Regions from separate parts of the Homo sapiens genome. Here regions 2 and 3 are each linked to region 1. Evidence: chromatin loops called from intact Hi-C (ENCODE). Cell type or tissue: GM12878. All regions are shown on one strand.

What was found. A loop is a pair of places that touch in the nucleus more often than their neighbours do. Peaks named below come from ENCODE experiments on the same cell type or tissue, not always from the same donor. Only the 100,000 strongest peaks of a DNase experiment are listed, where the experiment ranks them.
Region 2: a loop joins it to region 1, with 2.0 times the contacts of the local background. A loop is called at or near these places in 1 of 110 quality-filtered maps.
Region 3: a loop joins it to region 1, with 1.9 times the contacts of the local background. A loop is called at or near these places in 1 of 110 quality-filtered maps.

Annotation. Positions count from the first base shown.
Region 1 is chr1:81,599,647-81,602,146 of GRCh38, reverse strand. It overlaps a transcript of ADGRL2 not described here. Among named protein-coding and RNA genes, the nearest start is that of ADGRL2, 200 kb to the left of the region's middle. In GM12878, no CTCF peak of the experiment used is centred here; a DNase peak (open chromatin) is centred at 1,130.
Region 2 is chr1:81,680,707-81,683,206 of GRCh38, reverse strand. It overlaps a transcript of ADGRL2 not described here. Among named protein-coding and RNA genes, the nearest start is that of ADGRL2, 120 kb to the left of the region's middle. RefSeq lists an enhancer at 358-926. In GM12878, no CTCF peak of the experiment used is centred here; a DNase peak (open chromatin) is centred at 1,345.
Region 3 is chr1:81,741,338-81,743,837 of GRCh38, reverse strand. It overlaps a transcript of ADGRL2 not described here. Among named protein-coding and RNA genes, the nearest start is that of ADGRL2, 58 kb to the left of the region's middle. In GM12878, no CTCF peak of the experiment used is centred here; no DNase peak of the experiment used is centred here.

The DNA.
Region 1 (2,500 bases):
ACTGCTTCATGTGTTTTAATTTTTTTTTGTTTAAGTAGCAGAATCTATATATGGAGAGAGGTTTGCTTGAAACTCAGGAAGGGGCAGGTCTTCATTTGTGTTTGCAGCTTGTAGATTGGAATTAAAATTCGGAATGGTGCCTGGCTGATGCTCTCAGGCTCTTCCACACTCAGCCCTATTGCAGAAGCTCTCTTTTCCCATAACATCATCTCTTGAACTGTTCTGCCTTCCTTTTTCTTTCATTCTGCCTCTTTCTTCTCCCTATATATACTTTTCTGGCTCTGATGTTCACTAAACTGTTAAAAACCCTTTCCTTCCTGATTGAAAACATAGGTGGGGCAGAGAGGAATTATGTCTGAAATGTGAGAGGGTCACTACTGTCACATTTGTGAAATGACGAGAAAACATCTGAGGGAAAATCTGTGGAGGACGTTATTAACTGGGAAGAAATTGGCCACATTCTCAGATGAATCTGGAATATTTTGGGGGCTTTCCTTGTGCTGTTTTTTGTTAGTTAAGATTTCTTCTTCTCTCTCTCTCTTTTTCTGAGGCATAATCCTGGGCAGAAATAAAATTGCTTGAGTCAGGCTATCTTTCCACAAGGACATGGGGAAGAGGGGTTGTATGTGAATGTGCTAATATGATTCTAAATGCTTTCAAACTGTTCCTTTTAATTCTCTCTGTGGCATGTAATTCCTCAGGGACATACACCAAATTGATAAGATCAGTGCTAAAGTGAACTGTCTCTTCTGGTCCCCAGGAGCCTCTGACTGAAGAGTCAGCATACAATTGTGCATTAGTGGTGTTGCTGTCCTGTAGAAGAAACACTTCAGCACACTATTGACATCACAAACAAATTAAAAGACTCACCAAAGTTAATATTCTCACATTATAACAACATCTCCTATAAATTATTAAAGCCCACACAATTTATTACCCATGTTGGGGGAAAGAAAAGCAAGTTGAATCATGAGGCATGCTACTTAATGATTTATTTTTTTTGGTCTTCAATGTGTTGAGGTTTATAAATCATCCTGCTCAGCTCTGCACTGCGCCAAGGAAAACGCAGTTGCTAGTCATGCCCTCCTCTCACCAATGATCACCTGTGCACTGGATGGAAGCACACTCATTACTTGAGTGTCGATCAGCAGCTCTCTCTTTCAGACTGACTGTTCCTTTTCATTACTGTACTGCTTAAACATGGCACTGAATGAATATGATTTAAGACTTTAGATGATAGATCCAAGCCTTTCCAGAAATAAATATTAACTTCATTATTTAGGCAAGGTAGCCAAACTGATATTCTATCTCCAGGTTTTTAAGTAAATCAAAGTTTACTTAGAAATCTTGTGATCTAAAGTGTGGTCCTCCAGCTACACCACTAGTCTGTCTTGATTAATGTCATGTTTTTAAACAAACAAATATATTTTATTCCACTCTGAGTGGCATGTTTTATCTCTCATTCTACCACTGAACTAGGGCAAGTCATTCAAATTCTGAGAAACACATTTCCTAATCTATTCAATGAGCATGTTGTATTAGTCTCTAAATTATTATCTTCCAGATATAAAATTCTGATAGAGTGCAGAACTGCAAATCAGGCAGCAATTTGCCCTGCTGCTGGTGTTCTTGAGAGCCCTGTGCATATTTGCCTGGGGCATCTCTCTGCGTTTGCCCTAAGTTAGGTCTAAGAGGCCTGGGGTCTACTCTAGGCCTGTCTGCCCCTTCTTGTCTATGCTGGCCATAGAAGAGAAGAAAAATTTCAAGAGGAAATGAGCTATATTGAGAAGAAGTTTGAGATGGATTAGAGCCACTGAGATTCTTCTAGAAATAATGGGCAAATGTTCTAACAATTCTAAAAGTTCCTCCGGGGTTAGTTTACAATTCAAGGCTTTGCCATCCATTTGGTCTGGCAGTCTTTACTTACTTGCACATGTGCCTTTAATGGTACAGTCCTATTCCAGGCTGGACATCTTAAGTACAAACACTGATCTATGCTCTGGAAGAGTCACCAGCATGTCTGATTTTGAAAATAGCATCACATATTACTGTCTTAAAGTTAGCAGAAAAATAAACGCTCAAGTGTAAACTAAAAAGGCATGTAAATACAAGTTGTTTTAATACAGTTTCTCTTGTAAAGGCAATTTGATACACATACTTCTTAGGAACGAAAATAATAGACATCAATAATGCATGGGCTACACATTTAATTTGCTTTGCAGAAGTAAACAAACATGCCTGTATTTTTCATATGGAGTCTCAAAACTTGGGAAACATAGTTGGAACTTTTAAAATGTGTTATTTTAGATTACATCTGATAAGCCTGCATTTGTATCCCTGTCTCTGATGTCACCTAAATGGACATCACTTAAGCTTAATGAGCCTCGGTTTTCTCATCTGAAAAATGGAGAGAGCAATACTTAGCTGCTTCATAGGACCAATGTGCAGTTAACAATAGATGATGATGAATTTTTTAAAAAAAATTAAACTGTATGGAAAG
Region 2 (2,500 bases), 81 kb before region 1:
CTGAGAAATATGCACATTCATGTCTATTCAGAAAACAAAACCCATTTTCTTTTCTTTATTTACTTTTTATTTTTGAGATAGAGTCTCATTCTGTCACCCAGGCTGCAGTGCAGTGGCACTATCTCAGCTTAGTGCAACCTCCTTCACCCTGGTTCAGACGATTCTCCTACCTCAGCCTCCTGAGTAGCTGGGATTACAGGTGCCTGCCACCATGCCCAGCTAATCTTTGTATTTTTAGTAGAGACAGGGGTTTCACCATTTTGGCCAGGCTGGTCTCGAGCACCTGACCTCAGGTGATCCACCCGCCTCGGCCTCCCAAAGTGCTGGGATTACAGGCGTGAGCCACTGCGCCCGGCCCAAAACAACCCTTTTTCACGAACATTCTAAAGCACTTTCATGGACAAACCTGTATACCAGGTTAAGAACTTCCATAAAGGCAAAGCCCTTGAATGGTGACCTTCAAGGTCCAGAAGAGGGCTTTTAAGAAAAGGTTTATTTTAAGGTTCAGAACAATAGACTCCTATATAGCGTTATCACACATTCCATCCATTCCAAGAGACTGAATTGAAAGAAACAAATATGCACATGGAGCTGCCCCCTCTCTGTGGAGGTAATGGAATTTTCATGCACACACCACAGGGTAGAAGAATTCAAAGGCGCTTGTTTAAGCCAGATGACATGCAGCCACGTTATGGCCAGACCACACTAGCCTCACATCCAAAGAGACACACACAGTAGGTTCACTGCAGTGAAGCATATGAAACATAGTAGAGGTATGGAGTTTGTGCCTTTGAAGCTTAACGTCAATCTTAAGATAGTTCCTAAACAAATGAAAAAAGAAATTACTGTCATTAATCACTCTCTGATTCTTAACAATATTTTTTTCCTCAGTCCTAAAATTTAAGCCGATTACCAGCCATTCCCTGAGATTCAAAGGCCAGGGAAGAACTTGCATGAGAAAACAATGTGTATGCATCTCAGTTGTCTTTTCTGACCCCTCATCTCCTCTCTTTCCAGCAACAGCTTCCTTCCTGTAATACTTTCCTTCTTGCAATGGCAAAGAAAAAGAAAAATACACACACACACACACACACACACACACATATATATGTATATATATGGAACTTTCTAACTGAGCCAACTTCAAATTGCCAAACCAAAATCTGGAAGGTTGCTTTTTAAAATGCTTTTGTAGCCAAACAGATGTATTTCTAAATTTTACTTCATTCACTGGCTTCTCCCCACTATATTTAGGATTCATTGCTCATTTTCTTATCATTTTCCATTTCATTGCTTTTGTTTCACATTCAAGTAACTGTAGGTCAAATGTACTCCAGACTATTCTGTTAAAGACGTGTTAAAATCAAATAGAAACTGCATGATTAACGATATGAATCATCCATTTTATAAAAAAACAAGAAAGTAAACAAGTGCTTGGCAAAGCCCCACCTGCTTTGCTGCTGTTGCGGTGCTATGCATATGGTGAGGAAAACAATTCCCCCTTCTCAAGGCTGAACTAAAATTAGGCTCCACCTGCAAGATGTTAATGAAAACTTACACAGCTGCATTCCAGAAACAAGTTACACAGATTGCTTTTGGAAAGCTCTGTGTAAAAGCAAACTTGTTAGCTCTTTGCCTAGTTCCCAAACTGTAGTATTAATTTTAATGTCAATTATTAGCACAATAACCAACTGATAAGTAACCTCAAAATAGATCTGATACATCCGATAGGAAATACACCGGGACTTTATCCACACATATTGCTGAGTTTAACCCTTTACTCACACATGCATTCTTCCTGTCTCTTCTTTGGCACTGGCTTTCAAACAGAAGACAGGAGAACATGTGAAGTCACTGGAATGGGTCCCAAACAGTTCCAGTTCACATGGAGGCTCCCCTTATCCACATGCTGCTTACTGGCAAGAAGAATGAGAAGCACATGCTTCCTTTGCCCTCCATCCCTTCTGCAGGTTCTCAAGCTTTCTTTGGTAAAGACTCAAATAGGAACCAAATTACATCAGACTCACATCCACCTTTCTCTTACAGATTTAAGATATAGAGGCAGCTGGTGAATTCTTACCAGAGCAAGCAGTCTCTCTGCTTCATTTCCAGGTCAAGTCTTCACAGCTCTGTTCTATAGGCCAAAGGGCTCATTCTTGATCCTCATTACTTTCCTAGGTCTTACTATAGTGCTTATCCTTGGAGGGAAGATGTATTATAGTTTAATTATTTAGTAAACTATGTGTGTCAAAAAATTCAAGAAGCTGCCATTGGGGGATGGAGGATCTCTGCCTTTTAAAAATCCCAGCCTTGAAAAAAATTCCTTTTCATCACTTCCTTTACTTGTAATTTCTTTAGTTTTATCAAGGAGCAGGAAATGCATGCAGTTGTTCTGAGTTGATCTATGTTCCCAACATTGCAGGTGTCATTGTATAGATTCTTAATATTTTCATACTTGCCCCTTCTTTAAGGCTCTGATACAATTTAAAAAAAATTTTTT
Region 3 (2,500 bases), 140 kb before region 1:
AAACTGTGCCCTACAATTAAAGCTGGTGAACTAGAGGCACATAGAAGAACAAATTAAGATCCACTCATCACCACATATATGTGGTTACGACAATAGAAAATTGCATGTGAACATCATACACGGTAATAAGGGAGCTTTGCACTGGGAGAAAAAAGTAAAATGTGAGTTATAAGTCACAGTAGGTTAATAGATGACTGCTAGCTCTAATTTGCTCATTTTCTTATAGAACCTTTAATTACTTCATTTCTAATGCACTTAGGTTTGCCAGTAGTAGTCTTTTTTATTCTTCTAATAATAATTCCTAAGGTACATCCTATAAATTATCCCTTTCCTTTTCCTCTCTTTCCTCTCTTTAAACAATTCTGAGAAATGGAGAAAAAAAATGTGAACTATAATTTTAAATAACTTCTTTGGATTAATACAAGTGCAAAAAAAAAAAAAAAACCTTCTGTTATTAGCACTCTGCTTTCCTGCCCCCATAAGAATGTCCCTATTTTTATACATGCCAATTTGTCAGCTGCAGCCATTGCTGCTGACCTGCCGTTTTCTATTAAAGCACCAACTCTAGACAAACAAGCCCTCTCCATTCATTCCCTACATTCTTTACTTCTTTAACTTGTTCTAATTCCAGGTTTGCTCTAAGAACCCTTAATTTCAAAAACCCTCATTAGGCTGGAGGAAAGTACTTCAAACTTTCTGTTTCCTTTTACTCTGTAAAAGGCTAGCTTTCTCCCTAAACTCATTTGTTCAGTTTTGTCTCTTAGCTTCCTTACCTCTTACATCACTCTTTTGCAAGAACGGTGCCTTAAAAAAAAAATTCTCTAAGCCCTGTCCCTCTTGTCTTTAAGATGCTTCTGCAAATCTCACCTCTAGATTAAGTGGAAGAGATAAGTGTTAGTACTGAACTTGCCCAACAATTTAAGTGATGACTATTCTATATTTGATAAAACAGCAACAACTCACAATTTAGAAATTCTGGGAAAAGCAATGGCTTGGAGACAGAGAAAAATTTGTGGTAAGACTGACTCTGTGGCAAATATTAATAATTAAATACAAAAATAATAGAATATTTTTCTTGCAAACATAGAGACATTCATTCAGTTATGCATTCATTCATATCATAAACTTTCCTAATCTCTTAGTACGCTAGGGGCTGGAATGATAATAACAATCACAACAGGAAAAATGTCTCTTTTCTGGAGTGTTGATTTATGGAATAAGTTTTTGTTTCAGTTCTTTCGTTGCATTCTTAACTCTTCACATGATGCCAAAAGAAGGAATTTGCATCTTTTGAAGGCAAAATATACAAATTAGACATAACACACTTGATTTTAAATGTTGAATTCAATGTCATCACTCTCAAAATCTTTAATCAGAGTAGTCTAAAGTATGATAGTAAAGGGATGGATTTGAAAATTGAAATGTTTTCTTCTTTTTCCTTTTCTCTTTTTTCCACTAATGGAAGAACAGTACAAGAGTTTAGCAATATGAAGAAAAGAGGGATAGCCATACATTAGATAACAAACCTTTAATGAGTGAAGTTGTTTATGATTCCTAAGGAAACTACACTTAAACAAATTATATTTCATATGTTTTTATAGATTTGATTTAAAGCATCCTTTTATGCCCAACGAACTAGGTAGGAAACATACTATTCCCAGTTTAAAAGAGAAAAAAATTTAAAGAAATCATATGGCTAGTAGACAAAGCCAGGATTGAAGCTAAAACAGGATTTCCAAATCCTGGACTGATATTTTCCCCACTATAATACATACTACTGCCTTTTAAAAATGCACATGCTAATGTAAACCTAGGGCAGGAAAACTTCAGTCTTTTGTCATACAAATAGTAAAATATACACCACATTCACAGTTAGCTTATGTTTTATATATTACATAGATAATAAGATATTTGAAAACAAATTAAATTTGTATCAAAATCCTTGGCAAAGTTTGCAGTTTCCTTTTGTGTGTTCAATTTTTTGATAAAATTTTAATATATATTTTATATTACAGTAGGAAAAAAGCATGTATACTTTGATTTCAAAGTCAAGTGAATTTTGAAATTCTGAGGCATGGCTCTGACATCAAAGATATTCAAATAATCACCACACTGATAACATTAACTTGATTGAATATTGCAGTCCTCTTGGTTAGAAATATTTAAAAGTTGTCTTTGGTTGATTTCTCTTACTAAGAAAAATATATCTTCCAAAGGGAATTCTGTCAGGGGCTATTACTGCATTTGCTTTTAGAGGAAAAGTAGATAGATTTGTGTAAAATTCACATGTACCTTTAAATTTTAAGTGCAAGAGATCCCAAGCCTTATAAGAAGTAAAGGTAATACTCTACGAAATTTAATTGAATATATCCAATTATGATGTTCTAGTATGATCATTACTATGTTAAAGTTGATCTCAAGATGTGAATGTTGAAATGTAAAGACTAGATCTGCGTGAACTATGTTTTAGTATCTCAGTGGTTAGCACTAAAAATGTAAA